Linked DNA regions of Homo sapiens: region 2 is linked to region 1. Evidence: chromatin loops called from intact Hi-C (ENCODE). Cell type or tissue: PC-3. All regions are shown on one strand. Links, peaks and the distances in the headings refer to the core of each region. The heading gives the core; the rest is flanking DNA. Region 1 overlaps EML4 (EMAP like 4). Region 2 overlaps EML4 (EMAP like 4).

Evidence for each region. Peaks named below come from ENCODE experiments on the same cell type or tissue, not always from the same donor. Only the 100,000 strongest peaks of a DNase experiment are listed, where the experiment ranks them.
Region 2: a loop joins it to region 1, with 2.9 times the contacts of the local background. A loop is called at or near these places in 6 of 110 quality-filtered maps.

The regions. Positions count from the first base shown.
Region 1 is chr2:42,186,995-42,202,814 of GRCh38, reverse strand. The region is part of intron 1 of EML4 (EMAP like 4); the gene reads right to left. Among named protein-coding and RNA genes, the nearest start is that of EML4-AS1, 25 kb to the right of the region's middle. RefSeq lists a cis regulatory region at 7,097-7,110 and an enhancer at 7,032-7,176. In PC-3, for the core only: a CTCF peak has its summit at 5,932 (motif pointing right); DNase peaks (open chromatin) are centred at 5,944 and 7,084; H3K27ac peaks cover 1,210 bases.
Region 2 is chr2:42,317,913-42,333,732 of GRCh38, reverse strand. EML4 (EMAP like 4) reads right to left here. Exons shown (of 23, transcript NM_019063.5): 20 at 8,179-8,266; 21 at 7,481-7,579; 22 at 4,717-4,847; 23 at 1,185-3,999. The coding sequence ends at 3,526. Among named protein-coding and RNA genes, the nearest start is that of COX7A2L, 35 kb to the left of the region's middle. In PC-3, for the core only: a CTCF peak has its summit at 5,103 (motif pointing right); no DNase peak of the experiment used is centred there.

The sequences.
Region 1 (15,820 bases), core at 2,719-10,718:
TGTCAACTTGATTGGATTGAAGGGTGTTGCCAAAGGAGATTAACATTTGAGTCAATGGATTGGGAAAGGCAGACCTACCCTCAATCGGGGTGGGCACAATCTAATCAGCTGCCAGCACAGCCAGAATAAAAGCAGACAAAAGAACATGGAAAGACTAGACTGATGTAGTCTTCTGGCCTCCATCTTTCTCCTGTGCTGGATGGTTCCTGCCCTCAAACATCAGACTCCAAGTTCTTCAGCTTTGGGACTCAGACTGGCTTCCTTGCTCCTCAGTGTGGAGATGGCCTATTGTGAAACCTCACTTTGTGATCATGTGAGTCAATATTCCTTAATAAACTCCCTTTTATATATACATGTATCCTGTTACTTCTGTCCCTCTAGAGAACACTGACTAATACACCAGGCTAGTCTCGAACTACTGGCCACAAGCAATCCTTCTATCTAGAGAACACTGACTAATACACCAGGCTAGTCTCGAACTACTGGCCACAAGCAATCCTTCTACCTTGGCCTCCCAAAGCACTGAGATTATAGGTGTGAGCCACTGCACCTGGCCTACAATACCTTATTACTAACTACAGACATCATACTGTGCAATAGATCACCAGGATCTATTTCTCTTGTCCAAATGAAACTTTGTACTATTTGACCAACGCCTCTCCTTTCCCTGTCTACACCCCTCCAAGCCCCCGGCAACTGTCATTCTACTTTCTACTTCTTTTTTTTTTTTTTGAGACAGAGTCTCACTCTGTCACCCAGGCTGGAGTGCAGTGGTGCAATCTCAGCTCACTGCAACCTCTGCCCCCCGAGTTCAAGCGAGTCTCCTGCCTCAGCCTCCTGAGGAGCTGGGATTACAGGTGCGCAGCACCACACCCGGCTAATTTTTTGTATTTTTAGTAGAGATGGGGTTTCACCATGTTGGCCAGGCTGGTCTTGAACTCCTGGCCTCAAGTGATCTGCCTACCTCAGCCTCCTAAAGTGCTGGGATTACAGGCCTGAGCCACCATGCCCGGCCTATTTTCTGAGTTTGACTTTTTTTCAGTTTCCACATATAAGTGAAATCATGTGTTATCTGGGTATGTGTCTCTGTGTGCCTGGCTTATTCCACTTAGCAGAATGTCTTCTAGGTTCATCCATGTTGTGCAAATGACAGGCTTTCCCCCTTTCCAAGGCTGAGTACGTTTTTCTTATCTGTTCATCTACTGATGGGCACTTCCATGGTTTCCATATCCTTGCTATTGTGAAAAATGCTCCAATGAACATGAGAGTGCAGGCATCTCTTCAATATAATGGTTTCAATTCCTTTGGATATATACTCAGAAGTGGGACTGCTTCATCACAGAAAGCGTTATACTTTTAACTTTTTAAAGTTCTATTAGACTTATGTTCAACTTCCTAAATCAAGCTAAAAATCTGCATACATTAAGCCTAGCTGTGCGCTCTTGGGCAAGTTAATTAACTCATCCCTTAGTTTCCACCTCTGTAAAATGGGGATAATAATGCTAACTCCTTCACAGCTTACTATGAGGATTAAATGAGCCAATACACATAAAGTACATCAAACAGATTCTGATACAGAGTGATGCCTGATAAATTAGTTTTATATATTTACTTAATAGCTAGATTTTGATGGTAATGCTTTCAGAGTTAATTTCCAGCTAGCATGTAGCCAACAAAAACATTTTGAAAATTAGCACAGTTGACAAAATCTTCAGAAATTCGACTTGATTGATGGAAATTAGAATACAGGTATCCTTCACTTAAAAGAACTTAAAAGTACTATACTTCTGTCATATTACTGCTATAGACAACAATTAGAGGATGCAATTCACTTAATTTCTTAGGGTCATCCTTAGGAGAATACAGCAGGCAGCCCATGGAGAACAGGGGAAGTGGAAAAGACTTGGAATAAACTGCATTCTAAGTGGGCCCTCATTTCCTGCCTCATTTCCCCTACTGTCCCCTGCAAAGCGCTGGAAATTTCAGTCCTTTGCTTTACATTCTTTCTCCCACCAAAGATTCAATAGAAGGCATGCCAAGACTATGAGTGTCTGCAAAAACTCTTTAAAAATGCCAAAAAAGATATAAAACATTCCTCTAGATATGAATTTAGAATTGTTATGATATTTAGAGTCAAACTGCTGAACTTGAGGATTACTGTCTCTACAAAGAAAGTCTGTAAGTCTGAATTAGTGCCAGAATTTCTGAAACCATCTTTTCAACTGGAGAAAGGGAGTTCAAGCCAAAAAGAGAGCTTTTGATCTCAATGACCAGCAAATAAGAAATCAGCATTTGTTGAATTAAATATGCCTGACAACCACAATACCTAACAACCTCAAATTAACATTTGTCCATAAAAGCATTTATGCCAAATTCAAAAAAGACTGCTCTCTACAGCTTACAGGTCACATGTGGAGCAAAGGCCATAATTTTTGTTGAAATTCTTTCTTTTTCCCCTTGTCTACACAGTGCTGATATTCCTCTTTTTTTGAGGCGTAGTCTTGTTCTGTCGCCCAGGCTGGAGTGCAGTGGCCCAATCTCGGCTCACTGCAAGCTCCGCCTCCCGGGTTCACACCATTCTCCTGCCTCAGCCTCCCGAGTAGCTGGGACTACAGGTGCCCACCACCATGTCCAGCTAATTTTTTTTTTTTTTTTTTTTTTGTATTTTTAGTAGAGATGGGGTTTCACCATGTTAGCCAGGATGGTCTCAATCTCCTGACTTCGCGATCTGCCCGCCTTGGCCTCCCAAAGTGCTGGGATTACAAGCGTCAGCCACCGCGCCTGGCCGGTATTTCTATTCTAAATCTCAGCAACCTTATTTACCCGGCCACTGTTCATCTCATTAAGGAATGATCCAATGTCAAAATTGTTTTTTAAGACTGGCATAAATGATACCCCATATACTTATCCTTTAAAGCAAATGGTCTCTTTCCATGATTCCACAATAACCCATAGATGACTTTCACTTCCCTGATACATTTACCATCTGACTAGTAACTTATGGCCTCGGATTTCTGTGACGCTTCGGTTCCTTCTCTTGCTTACCCGCTCACTCTCCCAAAAGGTTACCCTCTTTTCCAACCTTTTTCACTACTGCCATTTGCAATGCTTCTTATTTTCAAATAAACTTCTCTAGATCCTTTACAGAACCTCAGTCTACCTTTTGCCTCTAATTGAAACCAACTTTTCCACACGACACCACTTCCATTCCAGCTGAGTCAAAACGGCAACTATTCTTTCTCTTATACCTCTCAACAGAAAACAGGGAGATAACAGCATTGTCCTGTCTTCTTTCTATTGCAGCACACATATGATTACTCCAAAAGTCTCCTGCAAAACCTTCCTCCTTTACTTATAACTAGGATCTAACAACTAACCTAATTATTCATCATTATCATCAATCAACTTCTCAGTCACTCTCCAAATTACATATAAGTTTTGATCTTACTATCTAATTTACCTTTTCAGCCACCATTAGCCTGGGCAAATTCCAATCCACGTGAACATCCTAGCTGCTCTCCTCCTTAAGGAGTGAAGAGATAGCCACTACCCAATTGAATAATCCACCTCTATAACCACTCGCTTTATTACCCACAACAATTACTCATCTGAAATCTTAAAACTCATTATCTTGGCCCATAACCCCAAGCCCTTATCCTTTGTCTCTTTCACTCCTATTCCCCATCACACTTCACCCTTTAGCTTCATGGAAACTTTTGGTGTTAATGTTCTTCCACTTTCTCCCCACCTATCAACCTTGTCTTGGCTTCAAGGTGTTCCCTCTCCAGCCTAAACCCCCAAGATACATAACTTCAACCACTCTCACTGCAATACTTTCAACTTTTGGCCCCTGGGTCTTCCCAAACCACTCTCCTTTGTCAAGTCCTGCCTCCACCAATACCAGAACATTTTGACTGCCCAGCTTTTCTGTTTCTACACAATGGCTGCTGGGTACTGCAGAGAGAGACACAGGGAAGGAATGAGAATACATACACACAACAGAAACCACCACAAAAACCCATGGTCATCAAACCCATCTTGGTCTCTCTACATTTTCCAAGTGAACTCCAACTCCCATTGCCTCAATAACTATTCCAAATCCTCACAACTCTCTTCCAGCTTTCAATTCCACCACCTCCACCTCATACTTCTCAGAATGTGTCCTCACTTCCTCTTTCAAAGAGAAAATAGCAGACTTCAGGTAGAAATATTCCTCCCCAAATTAGCATCCTTACCACCTTTTCCTTTTAAAATTTTTCTTCTTTTTTTGTAGAGATGGAAGTCTCACTATGTTGCCCATAAGACCAGGCTTGAACTCCTGGTCTCAAGCAATCCTCCCACCTTGGCCTCCCAAAGTGCTGGGATTACAGGTGTTAGCCACCACACCCAGCCCCTCCCAACTCATTAAAACAGGTGCCTCTTGAGTTAAACACCAAGCCTTCCCCCAGTGCTTTAGAGTGTCTCCCCTATTACTTTCTTTAGAGACATTAGGTCAATCATACATGCCCATTCTCTCTCACATCTGATCTATCCACTGGTCATTTTCCCTCAGGATAAATATATATTCACATCTCTACCAACCAAAAAAGAAAAAAAAAATTCAATTTTAAGTCAGACTCCCTCTATCTCCCTTAAGAAGTTCTGGTAGGAGCAAGCTACAGGTGTTTGGACATTCTCTTTTTCCATTACTACCTAACCTGTAGCAAACTGGTCTCTGTAATTCCAGTAAAGTCACTGATAAGCAACCCTATCAACTAGGTACTTGTATTAGTACCACTTTACAAATGGGGCACACAGAAAGATTAAATAACTTGTCCAAGGCTACAAACTAGTAATTGCAGGTGCCAGGATGTACACGTAGGCACTGTGACTCTGGAGCCCAGATTCTTAACCACCACCCTATGCTTCAAATTACAAACATATATATTATGCTTCTAATTCTATTTTATAAATCCTGGCTAAAGGAGTACACAAGGTTTGAGGTGGAGCACATCTGGAGTTATTTCCAAAACTGTAATCTTTGTCAATAGCTAATGACACACTTACTGGCTTAACTGACATTTATTCACTATTTTGCTACACGTTTACTGGTTTCTTCTGAAGTGCCAATAAATGATCATTCTCAAATTTTTGCTTTTTAAGATAAAATATTCACTACCAATATATATTTCACAGATATTTAAAATTACTCATTTGTAGAACAGATTCACAATTTATGTTGAGTTTACACCATTTTGTTTTTTTTTTCTGAAGACTATTGTTTTGGATTTACTGATATTTTCATTTAAAAAAAATCTAGTATTTAAGCAGGTGTCTTAAATATATCTTTGCAAACAGAACTCTTATCACCTCCTGCCAATAGATGACTTGTGATTTTTATTGCCTATATCTATCTTTTTGGGGGGTTCTTTTTCTTTACCAACATCAATTTTTCTATTAACAAGTTTAAAAGATGGGGCGTGGTGGCTCATGCGTGTAAACCCAGTATTTTGGGAGGCTGAGGCAAGCGGATCACTTGAGCCCTCACAGTTGGAGACCAGCCTGGGAATATGGCAAAACCCCATCTCTACAAAACAATACGAAAATTAGCCAGGAGTGGTGGTGCGTGCCTGTGGTGCCAGCCACTCGGGAATCTGAGATGGGGGTATCACCTGATCCTGGGAGGTCAAGGCTGCAGTGATCGCACCACTGCACTTCAGCCTGGGTGACAGAGTGCGACCCTGTCTCAAAAAATAAATAAAGACACAATTTACTTCCTTAAACCAACATTTACTTTGATTCCTAGCATGGCTTTTCATTTCTGCAGGGCTCTTCTACTGTATTTATTCTATGGGCCTACAAAAACACTGAACATAAGTGAAATTTACTTTTTCAAAGTAGGGGGCACTCTTACACTAATCTCCCATTATAAAGAATGAGACTTCCCTTCTCTTTCCCACAGTAGAGGGCAGGGTGGAGGCAGGGTGGTTACTGTATTAGGTATTACAGAAAACTCTCCCAGTCTCTCTTCCACAAACTCAAGCCACAAACTCCTGCATGGGCAGAGGGGGAAGGGAAGTTACTAATTTGGTGGGTTAGATTTAGCTTTCCTTGGACCTTATTTTTAACAAGAAGGAAATTACGTTACTGCATAGAAAACAAGGCCATCTTTCCCTTTCTCACTCCAGCTCTTTGTTTCGCTGATAACTAGATACATAAAGTAAGCCTCTAATCTTCTCGCCAGCTGCCAGATTAAGTGTAGTCAGAGCAGACATGGCAGACGGAACTCTTATCATAGTCTCACAGTCTAGATTTGTTGGTGATTGCAGCTGACTCTCAATTTATCCTTAGATCCATGTTATGGTCTCAAATTCTGCTGTTATCAGACAGTCTAAATTTTAGAAACAGATGCTGTGTCCATTATTTATCTCTTAGAACCTGGAGACAGAAGGGCTAAATGATTGGCACTCCTAACCTCAATATATACCATAAGCAAGCGTCAACAGATGGTGATCATCATTAAGCACATATTAAGTGCTAATACTTTTATATGTCCTTTTAATCTGATCTTGCAAGGTAAATATTTTTATCCAAATTCATTAATAAATGAATGTATTAATTCACTCATTAATGACTGAATGTATTAATTCACTCATTAATGACTGAATGAACGCTAGGGTTCAGAGAAGTATTTGCACAAGCTTCCAAAGCTAGTAAATTTTACAAACAAGGTTCAATCTCAAATCTCTCTGATTCCAAAATTCTCAGTTAATGACCATACTCAATTTGATGAGAATAAAATACTATATCTAAGTCTGGTCAATGTATAGTATAGAAGTATGACCAATATTTAAACAATCATCAAAGATATATTTGTCTGCCATGAAAAAGGAGTAAATGATCCTCCTACAGTTGGTTAATGAAGCACTAGGTTCCACAGGGAATTCAGTTATTGAAAAATAATTAACTTTAATAACACTTGGTACAATAAAGATTGGAGAAAAAAATCTCCAATAACCTGATGCTCCATTTCCATCCAGGCTTCCTGTAGTAAATATGTAGTGTTGCAATAAAGCTCCTTGAAAAATGAGTCATCTTGAACCAAATATAATCAACAAGATAATGATTAACCAAAAGCTGGCACAAATCCTAACAGAGTAATATAATTCAAATTCAGCCTCTTAAAAGATAACTCATGTTTAATGCTGGTATCTCAGAAATGTAAGCCAATGATTGGGTTTATGGAATGGTCTATATATTGGCACAAGCATATGCAAACGTACATTTTAAATTTTTCTATGTCTTGTATTTTTATACTTAGCATTATTTACCCACAAAACCTAACAAACGGATTTCACAGTGTCAGATCTACATTTCCCACTCTATACAAAACTCTGAAAAATTATTTCTAATGTTTACTAAAATCAATTTATTTTTGCTTATTTTAGTATGGCATAAAAACTGAGTATGATACATTAAACATTATAATACTATGAATACCGTATCCTTAAAATGTAATAATGTAATCTCTCTCACACAAAATAAAATTAGTTAATAGTCGTGTAAGGCATATGCTCTAATGTTTTATCTGGTAGCATGATGAAGTTATCATATACCCTCTTACTTGCAATGAAACAAATCTAACAAATGACTAAAACAACTTAGGAGAAATACATTCCATGGCCACAAAACAAGGCCAAGTTAACTGGATCCCGAAGGTATAAACCCATAATTCTGACCTAAAAAAATACAGCTTCTATAATCAATGAACTAGCTAACCATGCAACTACTTTGAAATAACTAATAATTTTATAATATAATACTGATTACCTGATTTGGAAATAAAGCAAAGTCTTTGCCAAACAATGTTGTTTGTTAGCATTTATAAGCATATTTGTAAGAAAAAAATTAACTTTTAACTCTTATCTTACACCATACACAGAAATTAATCTAAGGTAGAACATAGACCTAAAAGCCAAAGCCCTAAGGAACAAATGATAAATCAGACCATCAAGATTAAAGATCCTGGCCAAGCAGTGGCTCACTCCTGTAATCCCAGCACTTTAGGAGCTGAGACAAGTGGATCACTCGAGCCCAGGAGTTCGAGACCAGACTGGGCAACATGGTAAAAATACCGTCTCTACAAAAAATACAAAAATAAGCTAGACATGGTGGTACACATCAGTAGTCCCAGCTACTTGGGAGGCTGAGGTGAGAGGATCGCTTGAGCCCAAGAGGTGGAGGTTGGGCATCACATGAGCTACTGCACTCCAGCCTGGGCAACAGGGCAAGACCTTGTCTAAAAAAAAAAAAGAAATAAAAAAGGTAAATTAAAAAGTCCTACTCAATCAAAAGATATCACTAAAAAAGTAACCAGGCAAGCCACAATGTAGGGGAAAATATTCACAAAATATTTTCTGACAAAAAATTTGTTTCCATAGTACAAGTCAACAATGATATAAATTATCCAGTGCAAAAAAAAAAAAAAGAGAGAGAGAGAAGTGAAAAATACAGATCTGGATTAGGATTCAGGACTAGATACAAAAAAAAGAAAAGAAATATAAAGAAAATAATTGAAAAATATACAAATATACTTTGCCTAATCTTATTTAAAAGGACTTGATTTCCTTAACCAAACACCACAGGATATCCCATTTCAAATAAGCCATTAACATTACACATTAAAAATTTATGATGACTATCTTTTTGTGTATATTTATATAGGCTATAAAAACAATGATTAATAAAATTTAAAATGAGCAAACATGAATTACCCTAAAAATGGTAAAAGGGAAATTCTGCAACTATTTCACAATAAAGTAATGTTAACACAGTTTAAAATAAGACTGCAGGTCAGGCACAGTGTTTCAGGCCTGTAATCCCAGCACTCTGGGAGGCCAAAGGGAGAGGATCACTTGAGCCCAGGAGTTCCAGACAGTACAGGCAACATAGTGAGATCCTGTCTCTACAAAACATAAAGATACTAGCTGGGTATGGTGGTGCATGCCTGTAGTCCCAGCTACCCAGGAGTCTGAAGCAGGAAGACTGCTTGAGCCCAGGAGGTCAAGGCTGCAGTGAGCCATGATTGTGCTGCTGCACAACAGCCTAGGTGACATACCAAGACCCCACTTCATTAAGAAAAGGAAAAAAAAAAAAGAACGCCTATAATGACTCAATAGATAGATGACAAAAGTGAAAACTTAAAAGCAAAATATATCAACAATGTCCCTTTAAGAAATCTCAGCAATGAAAAAGGTCAAAACTTAAAGGAATTTAAATCATTTTAGTTCTCATTATAGCATCAGATTGGGTTTGGCCCTAAGAAATAAAATTGCAACAGCAACTTCTTTGCTAAGAAATTTTCCACTGTCAGTCTAAACAATCACACAGCAGACACCATTCTAAATGCTTTTACTCTTTTTATCGTTCATCTAAAAACCAGCTTCTACTAATTTTTCCTTCAGCAGAATAAACTGCATGCACGTTTTGCAGTACAGACATGTGTCAGTTCTGAGAAATGCATCACAGGCAATTTCATTGTGCAAAATCACAGAATGTACTTACACAAACCTAGATGGTATAGCCTACTACAGACCTAGGCTATACGGTATAACCTATTGCTCCTAGGCTATAAACTTGTACAGAATACTACTGCACTGAATACTGTAGGCAATGGTAACACAATGGTATGTAAGCACAGAAAAGGTACAGTAAAATACAGTATTAAAATCTTATGGAAATACCCTCATATGTGGTATATGACTGTTCTTTACTATGAAACATATTGTACTGCAGCTAAAGACTAAGGTTTGGCTAAGTGGAGCCAACCAGCCAAACATGTCAGTTTCCACCACCTCCCTGACATACACTATACTACCTCAGAGTCTGCAAAGCAGTTTCATGACTGTTGAGTTTCACCAATCACTCCTCCAGATTAGCAAAACCCTAAATGCTTTCTGCAGATGCACCAAGAATCTCAGGGTCTCTAGATAAGGACCACAGAAAAGTGAAAATCATGATACTGGAATCAGTTGCTCTGAAGACTCAGAGAAGAGCAACTGCTTCATTTATCACTGTTTTTCTGGGTTTTTGAATCCTAGTGGGAGCCAGTTATTCTAGCAAAATCCTTCATGCTTTAATGTCTGGGGTTTACAAATGATGCTCACCTATTTCTCATCTAACTCTTCATATTGCAATCAAAGAGGCAAGAGATGACCAAGATTTTTTTCATAAAAGGACTCTAGTATTTGAGGGACTGGAGTGGTCAGAATATGGTCTTTTAAAAAGAAAACAGTAGGCTGGGCACGGTGGCTGATGCCTGTAATCCCAGTACTTTGGGAGGCTGAGGCAGGTGGATCACTTGAGGTCAGGAGTTTAAGACCAGTCCGGCCAACGTGGTGAAACCCTGCCTTTACTAAAAATATAAAAATTACCCAGGCATGGTGGTGGGTGCCTGCAATCCCACCTACTCAGGAGGCTGAGGCGGGAGAATCTCTTGAAGCCAGCAGGCAGAGGTTGCAGTTAAGCACCAAGATTGTGCCACTGTACTCCAGCACGGGCAACAGAGGAGCAAGACTACACCTCCCCCCCCCAAAAAAAAAAACAAAAAAACAACAAAAAAAAACCAGCAAAGAAAAGAGTAACTTTCACTGAGGTATAAGACCCAGACTCTTGGGGAAATTACATTCAAAACTAGGGATTTTTTTTTTTTTTGAGACAGTTTCCCTCTTATTGCAATGGCCTGATCTCGGATCACTGCAACCTCGCCTCCCAGGTTCAAATGTTTCTCCTGCCTCAGCCTCCCGAGTAGCTGGAATTACAGGCATGTGCCACCATGCCTGGTTAATTTTGTATTTTTAGTAGGGATGGAGTTTCACCGTGTTGGCCTGGCTGGTCTCAAACTCCTGACCTCAAATGACCTACCTCAGCCTCCCAAAGAGCTGGGATTACAGGTGTGAGCCACCGTGCCCGGCCAGGTTTCTTATTGACCTCAGGTGATCCGCCCGCCTCAGCCTCCCAAAGTGTTGGGATTATAGGCGTGAGCCACCACGCCCGGCAAAACTAGGGATTTTTAAAATTCAGTTTGAGGTGGTGATAAAACATAAAGTGGCAACGGCAAAGAGAACTGAGCATAATACAAATAGGTAAATGAAAAGAGCATAAAATTAAATAATTTTAAATCAATATTAAACAATGTCAACAGACACAATTTGGGGTGGCTAATTCATAATTCCCCCAGGTGGCCATGTCTGCACTACCCTATCCTTCATTTGAGAAACTATCCACTCTCCCTCCTATTTTTCTAAACATTGGTTCTAAATGAGAACTCTTATCTTCCTACATGACCCTGCCCTTTCAACACATAATGATTAACAGGGGGATGAAATTTTGATGTAACAGGACCAAAGTCCTGCCTTAGAATTTCTCAAACTAGTGTTGAGGGAGGGAAACTTTGAGGATGTTGTTCCAGAGCTACCGGTAGCCATGACCACTGCTGCTGGGGGAAGATCATTTCAGAGAATAAAGCCAACATATAGAGAGAAATGGAAGAGACAGAGTTCTAATGATAATGTATAACTTACCCTCAATTATGTACATAATACATATTTTACTTTATATTAAGCATGACACACACTTCCCATGGTTATTCTAAGAATTAAAAAAAATAATGAACATAAAGGCACTTTGTAAACTAAGTTTATCAGGGCTTACTATTCAACGAATGCAATCACTTTGTCTTTCAATTTAAAAAGTATGCACATATATAAAGTAGAAAAGGTAGGTAATAAAATTCAATGTAAGATATGACTATAACCATAAAACAAATGCACAAGACCAGGGGCCTGCAAACTGGCTACACAGCCAAATCTGGCCTGTCAACTGTTTTTGTGTGGCCTGCACACAAAGAATGGTTTTTGCATTTTTCAATGTTTGGGGAAAAAAATGAGTAAAAGAATTTTTTGCAATATGTGAAAGTTACCTTAAGTTCAAATTTCAGTGTCCATAAATAAAGCTTCACTGGAACACAAGCAGGCTCATTTGTTTACATATTGTTTATGGCTGCTTTCATGCTACAACAGAGTTAAGAAGCTGCCTTTACAGAAAGTTGCCAACCCCTATGCAAGACTATAAAGATACACACCAAAACACTTAAAATTATTGTGTCAGGAAGTCAGGATCATAAGTAATTTCATCTAGTCTCTACCTTTCCAATGTCTGAGATGTGATATTACTTTTTATGAAAACAAAACTTAAAAAAATAGCTTCTATCTGATTTCCCATCATTCACTGTATAGCTCATCTAATTCATCTAAGTCTTCCCCACATCACTAAATAGTACTACCAAGTTGATCAAGCTGAAAAACTAGGAGTTATCTGTGATTCATTGGTTTTCTTCGTCCCTTACATCCATTCATCAAGCACATCCATAGGCCCCTCAAAATATATCCCAAACCCTACCGTTTCTTTTGCCATCACTACTCAAACTCTAGTCACCATTATCTTTCATCACTACTCCTGCAAGAACCTCCTAACTATGACCTGACATTGTGGGGGGACTCAGCAGGAGGAGGGAATGGGAGGGAAGAGACTTAAGGTTGCAAAGAATAGAAAGTCTGGCAACAAAAGAGAATATAGATAACACATACACACTCAAATAGTCTAAAGCTTAAGTTCTATCATCCTGACAAGAACATCTTTAATTCTTAAAATAATTTTCTCAAGGAATATTTCTGCTTTCTTTTAACAAATCTTGCCTCTTCCCTGCATTTCTAAATTTAAAATCAAATTATAAGCACCTCTTCTGGTTGTAAAACACCATCACCTAAAAAAAAAAAGAGCCCAATTTTGATGACTTTTTTTTTCCTCTTTGCATTTCAGATTGGGAATTTTGACTTCGTAATATGTCTCATGATGTTAGTAACCAAGGAAATGGATTAGCTGTCTTCATATAGCTATATAATTAAATAAAATTTTGTGATTGAATTATTCATAAAACACTCTTTCTTCAGTATTCAACATAAGAGAACAACAGCAAATGAAAAAAGTATCGTATAGTGGAAAGCACCGTATTTTGAAAGGCATGACTTGGGCTTCAGTGCTTTATCACACTAACTGTATGATATCAAACCAGCCCTCTTAAACCTTATAGTTTCCTCTTTTATAAAATACAGATATTAATGTCTGTTCTAATTCCTAAGATTGTTAGTGAATTAAGGAGATCATGTTTTTGAAAGTAATTTTATTATCATTTATTTGAGACAGGTTCTCGCCCTGTCACAGAACCTGGAGTGCAGTAGCAAGATCACAGCTCATTGCCACCTTGAACTCCTGGTCTCATGCAATCCTCTCGTCTTGGCCTCCCAAGTAACAGGGACTGCAGATATGCACTACCACGCCTGGCTCACTTATTTTCTCTCTAGTAGAGACATGGTCTTGCTATGTAGCCCAGGCTGGTCTTGAACTCAATCTAGGAGAGACATGATAAAGGCCTGAAACAGGTCTCCTCCTCTCTTCCCTTGGTAGTGGGATAGGAGACATGGACAGATTTAAAATTAAAGAGGAAAAATCAGCAAGACTCTCTTATAAATCAGGCACTTCATGAATATAATTTCAGGTGCTCCCCACAGTAACTCTGAAATATTATCACTGTTTTAAAAATAAGGCTCGTGGTTCGTCATGGTGGCTCATGCCTGTAATCCCAGCACTTTGGGAGGCCGAGTAGGGAGGACTGCTTGAGCCCAGGAATTTGAGACCAGCCTAGGCAACAAAGTGAAATCCCATCTCTTAAAAAACTTAAACAAAAAGGCTCAGAAAAGCTGTAAGTGGGATAACTGGAGTTGGAACTTTAAAAAGTCCATGCTCTTTTTACTGATTTTGCTATGTCTATTTTTACCTGGGAATAATGCTGCCTACCTGGGCTCAAGCGATCCTCCTGCCTTGGACTCCCAAAGCGCTGGGATTACAGGTGTAAGCCACCATGCTTGGCCCTTGAAAGTAATTTTAAAAGTAGGCTGGGCATGGCGGTTCACACCTGTAATCCCAGCCCTATGGGAAGCCAAGGTGGGCAGATCACCTGAGGTCAGTAGTTCAAGACCAACCTGGCCAACATGGTGAAACTCCATCTCTACTAAAAACACAAAAATTAGCCAGGCATGGTGCAGGTGCCTGTAATCCCTGCTACTCGGGAGGCTAACACAGGAGGCAGAGGCTGCAGTGAGCCAAGATCGCACCACTGCACTCCAGCCTGGGTGACAAAGCAAGACTCTGTCTCAAAAAAAAAGTAATTTTAAAAGTAAACCCTAAAATATAAGTACCCAGGAGCAGTGGTTCACGGCCTGTAATCCCAGCACTTTGAGAGGCTGAGACTGGCGGATCACTTCAGCCCAGGAGTTTGAGACCAGCCTGGGCAACATGGCAAAAACCCTTCTCAACAAAAAAATACAAAAATTAGCCAGGCATGGTGGTGTGCACCTGTAGTCCCAGCTACTCCGCGAGGTGAGTGGGAGGATCACCTGAGCCCAGGAGGTCCTCTACATTATTTTCCATTTCCTCTACATTATTTTTCAAATATATAAAAATTTTAATTGAAACCTTTACTATCAGCTATAGTAATTAAGACAAGGTGGTATTTGCTTAGTGACAAACAGAGACTGACATAACAGAATACAGAGTGCAGAACTCCATCTACACATATGTGGTCTGTTGATTTTCAGCAAAGGTGCCAAGGTAATTCAATGGAAAAAGGCTAATCTTTCCGATTAGTTCAATTGTGCTGGAACAAAAATCATCAGTGTGCAAATAAACGAAACTTGACTTTGTACCCTATACAAAAATTAACTCTAAAGAGATCATCGACCTAAAAATAAGAGCAAAAACTAAGAAATAATAAGAATCTTTGTGACCCTGGGTTAGGCAAAAATTCCTTAAGTAGGACACAAAAAGTATAAACTACAAAAGAAAAAAATAAGTTGAACATCAAAATAAACTGATAAATGGATTTCATCAAACTAAAAAACTTTCACTCTTCTAAAGACTGTTAGTTTATGAAAGGGCAAGCCACAGACTGGGAGAAAATATTTGCAAACCACATTTTTTATAAAGGACTTGTACCCAAAGCATATAAAATACTCTCAAAACTTAAGGCAACCATTTTTTTTTAAAAAAAATGAGCACCAAATAGGAGAATTCATAGAGAAAGAAAACAGATTCATGGTTGCTAGGGCCTGAAAGAAGATGTATACTCAAATGTTCACTGCAGCTTTATTCGTAACAGCCAAAACTAATAGCAACTGAAATGTCCATCATCTAGTCAATAAACTAAGTGTGGTATATTCATACAAAGAAATATTACTCAGCAATGAAAAGGAACGAACTAGTGAAACAAACAACATGGATGAATCTCTAAAGCAATATGCTACGTAAAAAGCACAAAAAAGACCACAGATTATAAGATCCCAGTCATGTGAAATTCTAGAAAAGACAAAATACGCTGGATGTGGTGGCTTACCCCTGTAATCCCAGAACTTTGGGAAGCTGAAGCAGGCAGATCACTTGAGCCCAGAGTTCAAGACCAGCCTGGGCAACATGGCAAAACCCCATTTCTACAAAAAATTAAAAAAAAAAATTAGCCGGGCACGGTGGTGTGTGCCTATAGTCCCAGCTACTTGGGAGGCTGAAGTGAGAGGATTACTTGAGCCCAGGAATTGGACGTTACAGTAAAATGAGATCCTGCCACTGCACTCCAGCCTGGGCAACAGAGCAAGACCCTGTCCCCCCCACCCCCCCGCTCCAAAAAAAGGAGAAGAAAAAAAAGACAAAATACAATGGAAAAAAGCAGATC
Region 2 (15,820 bases), core at 1,126-9,125, 130 kb before region 1:
CTCGTCCCAGACTGAGGACCAAGACTGACACAGACTCTCTTCTGTTTCCCTTATCTCCTTTCCAAAGTAAGTCTGTGAATCTACCCTGGTCCTTTCCTTCTATGTCTAATGAATGTCTTTCTCCTAGTGTAGTGGAGGAAGTACAAATTTTGAAGTTCTAGAACATAAAGTCTCAGCATGGCCATGATCTAAATGAACATAGGCTGGTTACTAAATCTCCCAAACTCATTTCTTCATCTACAGTCACCTCCCTGTATCCCTGAACACCTGGGTATTGGGAGATGTTGGGCCCACAGTAGGTACTCCTCCAGGGGCAGCTCTTCTTGGTCCATATCCTGCCCATCTGCTCTTCAGCCTTCGTGGTCCTAAAAACATGTACTTATCCTTTATTTCCAGCTTTAAGCTGGAAAACTAGTTCCTTCTAGAAGTTACACTAATACAACACCTCAATGTGCCCAAAATCTAATTCATCATTTCGCCATAGAAGTAGTTTTGGATTTTCTTACTTGTGAAGAAAAATCACATTGTTGAGTGGGTTTGTTTTGGTGCCCACTAGCCATTCTGTCTCAGAATCAGTGAAAATGGAACTCCTACCCCAGGATAGCCTCTCATGGATTAGTATATGTAAGTAAGTGGCTGTGAATATTCAGTCACCAGGGACGAGTAAGGCAATAATGAAAACCCCATCATTTCTATGATTGTAAACCTGGGGAATGTTTGGAATACTATCAATCAACCTATTCTTTATAAAGAAACATTTGTAGTAGCCAATTTGTGATTGTGGTATACAGAAGATCTGCGTTAAAAAGCAACATGGGAGAGATGGGAGAAAGCAGAGAATGCCATGGCCTACTGAGTTCAAGTACTTCACAAAGGCTAACACTGCGAGGCAGCCTAGTCGGATGGGTAACGAAGATTATCAGGATTATCCAATATTAAACATTAGAGAAAGTGCTGACATGAAATAAGTGAAAACAAAGCTATCCACATATTCAGGGGGAGCATAAATCAGAAGTAATTTCCTCTAACATTATGAGATGGGAGTTTGTTACTACCAGAATGATTTTATCCACAGCAGCAGCAGTAGCCCACTGATAAATGTTGTCTTCTGAATTGTCATGCCTTCTGATAACTGGATAGTCATGGAAACTCTCAGTATAAATGAAGAAAGAGTTAAGACGCACTTAGAAAGAGGAAACATTTTGATTATTTTATTTTTTAATCTTCAAAATTTTCTGCCATGAGACAGGAATGCATGATAGCAATGGCTCAACATCTTCACATGAAACACTTGGATTCATTTTCATTCACAAGTTTTTCTAAAAACATCTACAATTTCATAACCCCACCCACTTCCAACCATTATCACAGATTTAACTGACCATTAAACAGTAGTTGCCAGCATTAAATAGCTGGAACGCTTCCTGCGTATTAGTAGTGTCTTTTGAAACTACCACCGAAGAGTATCATGATTATAAATCTCATTGTACATGGCAACCCCAAAGGTGACTGATGTCCTCAAATAAACTCCCTGCTGATCACTGAGAGCTGTATTCCCCAGGTACTTAAAGAAATGCTCTTTCTTCTCCAAGAACTGCCTGTTCATGTCAGTATATTTCTTGCAGGGAGTATAGCACATGCTGATCTGATGATGTAATAATCATTGCTAACAGACAGATATATATGCCTGATACTTACTGGCGCGCTCCGATAAGTATGTACAGAACATACATACTGAAGAAAGATGGGTTGCTTGGAATCTCTCTTCTTTTGAAGAGAACTATTTTGAGGTTTTTTAACAGTTGTAAACAAAAGGAAAGATATACAGATACCTATACACATAGAGATCTACACTGAGTATTTTCAACGTGGTGCATATCTTCTTATCTAGAGATACACACAGTGTCTCCACTCGCCCCTTCACACACACCCACACCCTTCCATACAGCGTGTGAATATAAATGTTGTAAATGTCCTTGGGAGTTCACTGGAGTTTTCATATTACCAAATGATGATGAAATACCTGATTTGTATTACTCCTGAGAAGATATTAGAAGGGAATGACAGTTCTGATGCACTTTGGAATGGCACAATCACGTAAACGCCTGCATACTTAAGACTTCTTAACTCATCCAAAGTTTCTAAACATGATTTGACCAAAAAAATAGAAAGTATCAAAACAATGCAGCAAGTTAAAAAATCAAAACAAAATACTTTTTTATAATCAAAGTATAAACATATAGGAAATACATATTTGTCAGTAATTACTCTTAAAGTAGGAAATGTACTGAAAACCATAGCTAGCCAACAGAACTTAAAAAAAATACCTTTCCAATGCATAATACATGCATTGCCCAAAAGAGTAGGATAGCCACATTAGACTTACAAGACTTACAGCAACTCCACCAGAAAAAAACTGCTACACAGCAAGTCTGTTAAGTATGCTGTTGGTAAAAAAAACTGCTGTGACTGTTACCCACACTTCTGTAAAAAAAAGAATTTGCAATTTGATGAGTATCTTATCCCTCATATAATCTGTATAAAATTACAACAAAACCAATAAATTTCAAGCACCAATTCAATAATCTAAACTTACTGTATTTATATTTCTCCTATTACTGAGGGAACAAATTATGATGAAGGCTTAGCTGAAATTAGCCAGGTAATTATTACAGTTTAGTTTTAAAGGCATGTGGTTTTCCTTCCATTCACTTGAATCTCAAACATTTGAGAATGTTTAGGCTAGTAAAGGACTCCTTGGAGGAATCCATCATTTCTGAGTATTGAAGGTTTTAATATACATTGAAAGCTCTTTAACAAACCAATGCTCTCTTAGTTCTAGGATAAAACAGAGTTGCACACAAGAAATTAAGGGACTGTTCCTCATTATGACTTAGAAAAGGCAGCACCTCTCTAGTAGACTAAGAGCATGTCTGGACATCCACTGGTAGTGTAAGAAAACGGCATTTTTTAAAGAAGGCAACACCATTGCACTTGGCAAAACTGAAGTTTTTCTTAATTAAAAATTTTCCATTACACATTTGGGGTGAGAGGGTATCTCAGTAAGAGTACATTTTTTTCTGGTTTCTTTTTCAGGAAAAAAAAAAAAAAAAGTAGTACAGTCTGAGCCAGTAGATGAGTAACAGTGTTTGTGATACCTCTGGTTGTTCCTGAAGAAAACATGTTCAGATAACAAGGGGGTTTGTTTTCAAAATCAATGCAACTGCTGTTTTTGTTTCCAGTATTTACATCACACCACTTAGGTACACAGTAATTTGTGAGACATCATTAATGATTCAGTCTTCTCCTAGTATTAAGTTTGGTTAATTTTCAATAAACACCAAACTAAAACTTTAAGTTGGCTGTATTTGAGAGACTGAAAATAAGACTATTGAAGAAAACAAATCACATGGAAACCAAAATCTCAATCAACAGTGATTCTCCATCACTGCCCATCCTGTTACCTGAACTTTATCACAAAATCACATGCAGCTGAAGGAAAAGAGTTGCACTGAAGCCAGGGTGTTAGGACGAGGGCGAAGGGTCTTGCTGGTCCTCCAGAAGGGTGGCTTTGGCCTGCTCCTTGCTTATCTCGTTGCATGGCTCTTCATAAAGAGGCTCACCAAGGTCTCCGCTGCCCTCTTCACTCTCCTCCTCGCTGTGGTCTTCACTTGGCTCCACAGTTTGTTCCAGGCTGTTCTCCAGAAGTGTGGGAGAACTGCTTATTCTACTTTCCTCTTCAGCTGTCTCATTTAAGGGCTGAGAAGGAGGCGGTGTGGGAGTATTAGATTGGATGACACTTTCAGTGGAAGAGACGGGGGCTTTGGTTAGAGTAGTATCCGCTACAGTCTCATTCTGAGGCAAAGATAACTTTTCCACAAGTTTCCACTGAATGATGCTCATGTCTTTTCCACCAGTTGATATCAGGTGACTGTCATTGTGAGTAAAACTGACATTGGTGACATGGCTGCTGTGGGCACTGTACTTGTGACTGGGAGCCTATATGAAATAAATCAGACAGACAGGAAAATTAAACTCATTCTTGACATGCCTGTTTCAGAAATGGAGGTGATACGTAAGGGGGGTAAACTCAGCTTGTGAAATGGGCAATCCAATTTAAAGCCAGAAGTCATCAAATCTCAGGAGTAAGGCTAGCCGTTATTTCCTTTTATTATCACTTTACATAGGAAAAACGAAACAGAAGAATTGGACATCTCTGTATTTTCACACTATATGTTTAAAAAAATAGCTAAAAGTCTGTCTCTTCTAGATGTTGGTCGTATACTTGCCAGAGCTTAGTAATTATTCTTCTGAAATGGTTAGGGGAACATTTACTATGTTGGTAGGATTACAGGACATTCGGGAAACAGTTCCATTAGTTTTATAACGTTGAATATGTATCCAACAAATAAAATATTTTAAAATATTTAGGAGAGATTTTAAATTGCCAACAAATCAAAATAAAAAGCAACCGGACAATAAAGAAACAGGAATAACATCATCGGTCGTCATTTCTACAGCTCACTTCTCCTTAGCCTTAGGAAGGGGGAGAAGACAAGCACTGCCTGGATGGATGCTCACCGATGGCCCTTATCTCCCTCTGTGCACTGGAGTATCATGGAGAGGAATCAGTAACCTATATTTTCTTGCTATGGATGCAAAATCATCCCTGGACAGAAGGCCTTATAACATTAGTTTCTATTAAAGTGAGTTTACCTTTGCTTTGGAGCAGGGATACTGAAACAGATGGACTTTACAAAAGTCATCGGCAACAGCTATCACCTTTCTATTGTGGGATCGCACCAGTGCATTGATATCTGTCCCATCAGATCCTTCTGGCCAGACACCTTTGATATGGAAACACAGGGATGCAGAAAAATTAGCTGAAGAAATATAACTGTGATGCTATATATGTTTATTTTATTTTAGAATCTGTTTAGCTTTTATCTATGTTCAAACTCTTAGCTGTTAACATTTCCTTTACAAATTTCTCAGTGGCTCACACTGTTCTTCATTCAAATCAAGTCCTGTCCAAAATCTAACTAATAAAAAACCAAAATAGCCCCAAAATGGAAAACTTAAAGACTCAATGGTACTCAATGGTAACCAGCAGGTGGTGCTAATAATTTATTTTACTTTCAGCTTGACTTACACCTCAGCAATAAGCTCTTCCTTTTTAAAGTTTCTGGATGGAGGGAATCAGTTACTTGTATAGACAAGGTTCAAAAACAAAGCCATAACACCAAGTCTTCGAAGTGGAGTCTAGGTTTTCTTTCAGGCAAGCACCTCCAAGAAAACCTCAGAGAGATTATTTCTTTTAGAAAGCATAGGCCATCCACTAGTTTAGCATGCTATCCCATGTAATTTTCCTGGAAAGATTATGTCCCAAGATAAGACACGTCAAATTTAATTATTCTGAATCATTATGCAGCACTAATGATCATGTCGAACATAATTTTCACAAACCTCTATTAGGCTAGATTGAAACTATGGAAGATTTAAGGGTTGAGATGTTGGCCACTTGTGGTTGAATGCTACTCTAGAGAACAAATATGTTTTTGGTAAATTTGCTAAAAACAAGTCAAAATACTTTAAAATTGGTCTCTCTTAATAATTTAAATAAATAATGTCTTCATTAAAATAACCACAGAAGCTACCAGCTATGGGTCACTGCTTCATTTTCACGTAGAATAATGAAATTGTTTATGGACAGAATTATTTTGTTTTTAATTCCTTCCTGGCCTATTAGGCTTCTCTGTCTTGATAGCACTTGTGTTTAGAACAACCACCTATAATGGATTATTTTCCTAATGCACATAGCATAAAGAAATGTTCAGATCTATGATCAGGCTGGAGAACCCAATTTTCAGAAGGCAGAGATAAATTGTTAAAGAGAAAATATTAATTTTTGTGTATTGCTTTAGGTATTGGTGCCACATCCATATCCAGTATTTTAATTACCTGAGCATAACACTTCTTTTTAATTCTTTGCAAATAACGCTTTATTATTTTAACTTTTCCATCTATCTTCTAACCCTTTCAGAAGGATACCTAAATACTGAGGAAGGCTTAGAAAACAGTCATAGAGGTCGGATTTCCAGAAAGTTACAAAACGTCAGATTAGGAAGAAGCCCCACATAGTTATCTTTATATAATTCTCCTAAAAATGCCTTTGTATTTCAACAAGTGGTGTAAGGCAACTAGACATCCACACGCAAAATAATAATAAAATACACTGACAAGGACATGGAGGAACCAGAACCCTCGTACACTGCTGGTGGAAATGTAAATGTAGTCACTGTGGAAAACAGTCTGGCAGTTGCTCAAAAGAGTAAACATACAGTTACCATTTGACTCAGCAATTCTACTCCTAGGTAAATACCCAAGAGAAATGAAAACATGTCTACACAAAAACCTGCACATGACTGTTCACAGCAGTGGTATTCATAATAGCTGAAAAGTAGAAACAGCCCAAGTGTCCATCAGCTGATGAATGAATTAACAAAATGTCATCTATCCATACAATGGGATATTACTCAGCCATAAAAAGAGTAAAGTACTGATGTATGCTACAACGTGGATAAACCTTGAAAACGTTATGCTAAATCACAGAAGCTAGTCTCAGTGGATCAAATATTGTATGATTCCCCTTATATAAACTATACAGAAAAGGCAAATCAATAACAGATTAGTGGTTGCTGGGGGGTGGGGTAGAGGATAAGAGAGATGGGGTAACTGTTAATGGGTACAGAGTTTCTTTGTGGGGTAATGAAAATGTTCTAAAATTAGACCTTGATGGTCACACAACTAAGTATACAAAAACCACTGAATTTTACACTTTATTTATTTATGAGCTGGAGTCTCACTCTGTCACCCAGGCTGGAGTGCAGTGGCACAATCTCAGCTCACTGCAGCCTCTGCCTCCCAGGTTCAAGCAGTTCTCCTGCCTCAGCCTCCCACGTAACTGGGATTACAGGTGCACGTCACCACGCCCAGCTAATTTTTGTATTTTTAGCAGAGACAGGGTTTCACCATGTTGGCCAGGCTGGTCTCGAACTCCTGAACTCAGGTGATTTGCCCACCTCGGCCTCCCAAAGTGCTAGAATTACAGGTGTGAGCCACTGCGCCCAGCCTGAATTTTACACTTTAGGTGAATTGTATGGCATGTATCTCAAGCTATTTAAAAATGCCTTTCCAAATTTAATAACTTCAATTTTCACTTAAAGAAAAACGGGAAGGTAATCTGTACTACTATGTAAATTCCTTGTCTTTCATATTAAGGACCAAAAGTGCTTGATTCTGCAAAATACAAATCCCATGTTGGTTCAATCCTAATACATTTAATTTCTCTGAGGCTGACATTAATAGTGATAAAGCTAAAGAATACACAGACTATTTTTCATTTATAAATTTAAGCAAGTAAATATTATATATAAAAAACCCACAAACCACTTCTTTACATCAGGTGTCATTTCCTTACCAAATACTTGAAATCCTAGCACACAGGTATATGTCGTCCAATCAATGTCCTTACAATCCGATCGATTCCTGATTAGTTTGCAGCCATTTGGAATGTCCCCTTTAAATTTAGAAACAGGAAGTATAATCATAGTGCTTGTGTACAAATGTATTTGAAAGTGCATCTTGATTCAAACTAGCCACGTTTACTTGTATTTATAATCCATACACTGAAAAACATTAAGACACATTTAAAAAGGAAAAGAAAGTGTTCACTTTAACAGGGTTTATAAAACTACAAACTGTTTCCCATGGAAGTTTTTTTTTTCCTCTAAAAAGCATAAATGCCCATCTATCATATTCCTCCCTGCCTCCAGGAGAAGTAATTAAATGAAAAACCATTCAGAGCAGCATCAATTTGACAGAGTAATTTCTTATTACTATATGTGCCTTCTGTTCTACACTATTAACATTAATTCATTACTCTTGGAGAAGTGAATCACATTTGAGATTCTCATTACCTTAGCTCAGCATAACATATGCTTTGTCAGGTTAAAGAGGTTGGCAAGCATTCTCTGCACAATTCAGATTCCATGCAGCCTGTTCATTAGCGCCCCTGACAGACACATCTTAGCATATATATATATATATATATATATATATATATATATAAATATAATCATAGCATATATATATATATATAAAATCATTCATACTTACAGTACAATATTTCATAGTCTCCCGAGTTAGACATTATATACTTGTTGTCTGGGGACCAGTCAAGGTGTGTGATGTAGCTGGAATGTCCCTAGAAAATAACAGATAAATTGTTAGAAAGCATTTAGAGTTCTGAATGATAAACAGTTCAACAGCTAGCCAATACTGTTTCTGAATACACATTTGTTGGAATTTCTAAAGGAGAGGAAGCAGTGTCACACCCTCTAAAACTGAGCAGGCTCACAGCAAATCCTCAGCACTTGAAACCTGGGAGAAACTTTCTGGCCTATCTAGATACCAGAAACTAGCACCTACTACCTGTATTAGACACTTCCAAGAAAGACAGTCTCTTAAACTTGTATCTTACAGGACATTGCAACACATACCACACCCTCTGGCCTTATTTCACGTCACTGGTGTCCCCATGAGAGTGACTCCATTTTTGAGAATGAAGTGTTGGTTATAAGTTGTGCATAAGGCATCAGGAATACAGTTTTCCTGGGCTACTTCTGAATTATCCATGGTACAACTCAGAAGCTGAGGAATACAGCACCCGTATATGGTCTATGGAGGTATCCTAGAAAGACTATCTCTAAAGAATGTTTTGGGGAAAATTCACCCAACGCTGTACTCCATCAGAACAGTAGGTCTCAATAAAATCATGATTCCTTAAAACATTCCTTAAGCAGGAAACAACGATCTTTTTCTGCTTAGGTTTTCACACTGTGGGAATTAAAACAAAAAAACTACGAAACACTAATTTTTGTTGGCTTCACGTATAAGCACTTAAGCATTTCCAATAAACTATTTCAGATAAATTACACAGATCTTATGGTTCACCAAAGCTGACAGAGACTTGAATTTGCTTTTACCTCCTACAGTCTGTGGTCAAACACATTTAATTTCTACTGTGCTTTTTCAATTACTAACTTTTTTTTTGAGACAGGGTCTCACTCTGTTGCCAAGGCTGGAGTACAATGGTGCTATCATGGCTCACTGCAGCCTTGACCCCACTGGGCTCAGGTGATCCTTCCACTTCTCAGCCTCCTGGATAGCTGGGACTACAGGCACATGCCATCACTCCCAGCTAATTTTTGTATTTTCTGCAGAGACAAGGTTTCACCACATCGCCGAGGCTGGTCTTGAACTCCCAGGCTCAAGCGATCCTCCAGCCTCAGCCTCCCAAAGTGCTGGGACTACTGGCATGAGCCACTGTATCCGGTCAATTACTAGCTTTCTGGTCACATGATTTTATTCTTTTTATTTTGAGACAGAGTCTCTGTTGCCCAGTCTGGAGTGCAGTGGCACAATCTCAGCTCACTGCAATCTCCACCTCTCAGGTTCAAATGATTCTCATGCCTCAGCCTCCTGAGTAGCTGGGAATACAGGTGTGCACCACCATCCCAGCTAATTTTTTCTATTTTTAGTACAGACGGGGTTTCCCTGTGTTGGCCAGGCTGGTCTCGAACTCCTGGCCTCAAGTGATATGCCCACCTCAGCCTCCCAAAGTGCTGGGATTACAGGTGTGAGCCACTGCACCTGGCCTTTATTTTTTTTCACCTATTCTTTTCTTCCTCTAAGACTTTTTCTTTTTCTTTTCTTTTTTTTTTAATTGAGACAGAGTCTCACTCGTTCACCCAGGCTGGAGTGCAGTGGCATAATCTTGGCTCACTGCAACCTCCGCCTCCTGGGTTCAAGTGATCCTCCCACCTCAGCCTCCCAAGTAGCTGGGACTACAGGTGCGCATCACCACGCCCCGCTAATTTTTGTTTGTTTTTTTTTTTTTGGTAGAGACGGGGTTTCACCACATTAGCCAGGCTGGTCTCGAATTCCTGACCTGAAGTTATCCACTTGCCCCAGCCTCCCAAAGTGCTGGGATTATAGTGAGCCACTGCACCTGACCAGGATTTTATTTTGTAAGTTAACAAATTCAGTGTACCTTAGGGATAGTTTTTAATGATTTACATTAGAACAATGACTCTAATTCTTTTAGTACCCTTCTGAAGTCTACCGATGTGTCCCCAAACCTTTCTGGAGCCATAATCTCCACCATAGTGCTGTATGGGAAATAAACATATTTAAACCAATTTAAATTATATGAATCTGAGAAGTGAAGCTTTCTGAAATCACTAGAATTAAGCGGTATATTGGAAAACACGTTGGGAATCACTTGCTAGGCATACAGGGGACCTACTAACTTAAGAAATCAATTTTCAGAGACAGCAAGATGCACATGGATGTTGGCTATTTTCTGAGTATGGCAGGGTTCATACATCCTTTTCATAGTGCACATGAGCCTGGCTCTGGCGTCTGGGGAAGCCATGCTTCTGAAATTAAAACTTGCTACGTGGATGAAGATTTAACAAGATTGGTCATGGCAAAGTACAGGCCTCTGAGAATTTCACCCTAATGGAATAGTATTTAAAAATACTATCTGCATCTTTGTGCAAAGCTTTGTGCAAAGCTTTCAATAGTTCAATTAGAAGAGCATCAAAAGCATTGTATATATACATAATATTCATGCAAAAACATCTATGTTGGACACAGATTATTTTCAGAAGGTAAATCAACATAAAGTATTCTCAAAAAGGACTCTTGAGTAGGAGAAGTCCCCAAATTTAGAAAAGATCTTAGGAAAGTTATTAACTCATATTTAGAAATGAAAGTATTTTCTGCCTGGCATCAATTCCAATAAATAAGCAAAGAAAAGATGAAATGCAGCTGTTGGGGTCTATGTTACCCTCCCCACAAATCACCTCAGTGTCCTTCCTCTACCCAAGTCACAGGCTAATGCAAAGTGTATGCACAGCTTAGAAAAAAGCCTCAAACTTTACTCCATGGGCACAAACACAGGAGCAAATTCTAGTATATCTCCTTGAAGACAAACAAAAAAGTATTCTAAGCTGGCCCTTTCATTATTGTCATTAAATAGCCATATGGCGTTACCACAAAAATAATCCCAAGTGACAAAGTGAAAGAATATGGCTATGAAGAAAAAATTCAGAAATATTTGAGTTAAATCTTTGTCAACTGCATGATGATTATCACCTGAATCAGTGGTTTGCAACTGGTTTAAAATTACCTGGGGAGTTAAAAAACAACCAAGCAACCAAGCAACCAAGGTCTCAATTTAGGACCTAACTTTTGTCCATTTAGAGCTATGCTGTTCAGTGGAACTTTCTGCAGTGATAAAAAATATCTGTATCAGTGCAGTCCAATGCAGTAGCAACTAGTCCCCTGTGGTTTCTAAGTAACTGAAACGTTGCTGCACTCTCAGGGAACTGAATTGCCTTTAATGATATGAACAGAAAGTTGTGGCTAGTAATTGCCATATTGGAAAATACAGGTAGAGAAGTCTATTCTTTCTCTACTGATTTGAAATACCGTTTTTATTACTTAGTAAACTTCATAAAAACATAAATCTGTTCCTGGATGCTTTTCTGTTCCATCAGTCTATCTGCTTATTCCCAACCATGATAGTTCTGTGATACGTGGAAAATTTCAGATGAACTAGAACTATTTTATTAATCCCATAAATATGTTGAAAATCTGAAGATCATATCAAACTTAGAGAAGTTTGTAGAAAACATATCTTTATCAGGTTATCTAGAAACATGCTATGTCTAATTCTTTCAGATCTTAGTTATGTCTTTCAGCAATGTTTCACACAGCTTCCTGTGCTTTTGTTGCTATGTTTATTCTCAAAGCATCTAGTTTTTGTTGCTATTGTGAATGCATTTTTTCTCCCACATTTTTGATATGCGTTTGCTGGTTTGAGGAAAAGTGGTCTTTACCTAGTGACTAGAGTGTAGCCTGCTAGTTGCCTCTCCAATCCACATTATCCCCCTTCTGTTGAGTGACCAGCTAGAACACTATTATTTCCCAGCTCCTTTGAAGTTAGGGGTGGCAGAAGTCATTGTGTGGGGCTTCCAGGAAAACTCTGAGAACTGACTTAGTGGAAGGAGTGCTCTTTTGTCACTTGCTCTAATCCCTTCTGCTTGGAACTAGGTGATGATGGCTGGAGTTCCAGCAGCATGTTATGATGTTGAGGATGGAAGCAACATACTAATAAGATGGCTTAGAAAGAAAGGATCCGAGTTCTTGATGGCCTCTTTTAAATGAGACCATATCCCTGATGTGTTCAAGTGAATAGGTACTACTTTTTTTTTATTTTTTCAGATGTGAGTCTCGCTGTCGCCCAGGCTGGAGTGCAGTGGCGCCATCTTGGCTCACTGCAAGCTCCGCCTCCCGGGTTCATGCCATTCTCCTGCCTCAGCCTCCCAAGTAGCTGGGACTACAGGCACCCGCCACCACGCCCGGCTAATTTTTTGTATTTTTAGTAGAGATGGGGTTTCACCGTGTTAGCCAGGATGGTGTAGATCTCTTGACCTTGTGATCCGCCCGCCTTGGCCTCCCAATGTGCTGGGATTACAAGTGTGAGCCACAGCACCCGGCCTGGTACTACACATAATTCTTAACCGTCACAGTGATACTGAATTCTATTACCTTACTGAAATCCTGCATTAACTTCAGGATTTATTTTCTTGGCGATTTCTAGGTAGATAAAGTGTTTACTCTTTTTTTCCCCCTCTTTTTGATGTGTATTTCCAATTAACCAAATCCTGGCAAAAAAGCAAACTTACTTTTACCAGCACTTCTTGCCTACTCCAAGAGATTTTGTAATGCTTTTTAGGATATCACTGCAACTTAAATATACTGTCTCCTGGGCTAAGATCTTCGAGTAACAGTGTTAAAAGGTACACAGGAATTTGAGTCAAGCAGAAAGCCATTATGTTGACACTCAGGTACATAATAAAACAACCTTAATATTCCACTGAAAACTGAGTAGAAACTTTAGGTCAATCAGGACACTTAAAATCTTTCAAGGAAAATACACAATGCTCATCATTGTAAAACTATTTTTGAATTTTAATAGATTACTGTTAAATGCTGAAAAATACCCGTAGGTACAACCCAGGCTCATCTAGTCATGGAAAATAATGCTAATAATAATACCTAATATTTACTAAGTACCTTGCATACATCATCACATCTAAATCTCATGGCAACCTTAATGAGGATGTCCACTTAGTAGGTGAGATGGTTAGGATGCATAGATAGGTTAAGTAACTTTTCTGAAGTTACTTAACAAAAAATTGGTGTACCCAGGGTTCAAAACTAGGTCAGATGACTCTGGAGCAAATTAAGCACAGCTTTTTTTTTTTTTTTAAAATACAGACAGGGTCTTGGTTAATTGCCCAGGCTGGTGTCAAACTCCTGGACTCCAGTGACCCTCCCATCTTGGCCTCCCAAAGTGCTGGGATTACAGGTGTGAGTAATAATAAGCTTGTTTCTTAGCTTATGAAGTTGAGAGCAAGGCCCTGGACTATAATGATGTCATCATTCATTAAGGGACCCATGCATCAGCTAGCTGCCCTCTACCAAGAAGTGCTGTTTCACATCATTGGGTACCAGCCATCTTTTCAACTGACATTTCCACATAAAGAGAGCTACTGTGAAGAGAGACTCCAAATGCATATAACTTATAATTTGTTAGATTGTAAGTTATAAGATTTACTTTATTATTTTTATTAGAGACATTTATAATTTACAGACATTTAATTAGAGATATCATAGTTTATTAGTGACACTTCCTAAAGCTCTAAGCGTACTGTGCTTCTGCAGCTATAACAGTCACCTAAATGTTGAGTAGTTAACAGGAAAATTACTAGAAACAGAAAATAGCATTTGTATTTGGAACTTTGAGAGTAGTTCTAGTTGTTATGTTTTAAAAAGACCTCATCTTTACAACAATGCTATAAAGTACGAACTATTATAAACTCCAGTTTTAAGATAATAAAATTAAAACTCTGAGAAGTTAACTTGCCTAAAGTCACAAACTAGTAAGCAGCAGAGACAGTGTTGACCCAGTTTTGCCTGTCCTATATAACAGCAGACAATAGATAAAAGCAGGGGACTGACTATAAGACCAGCCGGTGGAAATAGGCAGCAAGAACTGAAAGCTAGAAGCAAAGCACAAAACCGAAGACAATTAGGAACGCAGAATAGTTGAACCTTTCATTACAACCTCAAACGGTACTGCAAACTTTTAACAGTTCCTATGGGTATCTCAAATTAATACTTTCTTCAAACGCTTCAAAGAACTGCCTAACTGGATTAGGACAAGTCTCATGCATTTGACAAACTTGCCATTTCTCAATACTTCCAAGTCATTCTGATTATTCCATGTCACACATTGCTCTCTCTTCTGGATCAGTTGTACAGTAAAATAAGACACGAAATGAAAAACCTGAGGCATTACTGTACATTGGAAAGTCGGCTCTACTAAGAGTTAGTAGAATTGTGTTCAAGTCCTTGATCTGCCATTACGTCACAAGATGACACCAATGACAAGTCATTAATCTTCTCTGAAAAGTGGGCTAAGTGCTACAGGGCTACCTGTAAAATCTTGATTCTACAAGATTAAGTCATATTTGATATACTGTTTATTAAGGTATGGACTTTTTTTTTAAAAAAGGTTGAGATTAAAAACCGGACAGGTGCAGTGGCTCATGCCTAATCTCATCACTTCGGGAGGCTGAGGTGGGAGGACTGCTTGAGGCCAGGAGTTTGAGACCAGCCTGGACAACATAGGGAGACCTCAGCTCTATGAAAAATTAAAAAAGTGAGCCGGGCAAGGTGGCACACACCTATGGTGCCAGCTAGTCAGGAGGCTGAGGCAGGAGAATTGCTTCAGCCCAGGAGTTTGAGGCACTGCACTCCAGCCTGGGTGACAGAGTAAGACCCTGTCTCAAAAGTGAAAACAAGATTAAAAAAACAGAAAACAAAACAAAACAAAAAAAATTGGGGGTCTGGTAGGGTAAACTTCAGTGATCTGAAAACTTCTTTTGGTGGAATATCTCATTTAATCATGTTGTGTACTATTCCATAAGACAAACATTAAGTTGATAAATTAAAAGATAGATTTAAATAAATTAATGGATAATGATTCATTATTGTCAAGGCAAACAAAAATATTTTGGACAAATTCTAAACTCTGAAGTTGTTTGTAGACTAGTTTACAAATGGACTCTGGTTTTAATATATGGTATAAAATATGCAAAAAGGCAAATAAGTCTGCTTCCTCAAATAGTACATGGCCTAGTTTTTGCTTAAATATAATAAGCAAAATAAATTTCAGACCCATATTGAAGTTTATTTTGCTTATTACAAGATGTATATGCTTCTAAAAACTAATTCTTTTATCTGTTTCCCTAAAATGAACTGTTTTGTGGTAAAGAGTGTTAAAGAATTCAAATTCAGGTAGTCTGGCTCAGAGTCTGTGCTCTTAACCACTGTGCTACACTGCCTACCTTTCTCTTCCTGGCCTGAGTTGGACTGTACTTCTTGAGGACAAAGGAACACATGTTGTACATATTCCTGGTGCCTAAGCCATTTTGTTTGCTAGGGGAATACCTGCTGTACATTCAGTACTTGTCATGCTTACAGAAATTTAATCCAATTTTCATTCTATAATTATAACCCAATTAAGGCAGAAGTAGGCAATAAATTACAGGAAACATCCTTTCTGTTAACTCTCTTAAATGCAGACAAATATCCATATACATTCTTTTATTTTCAGTGG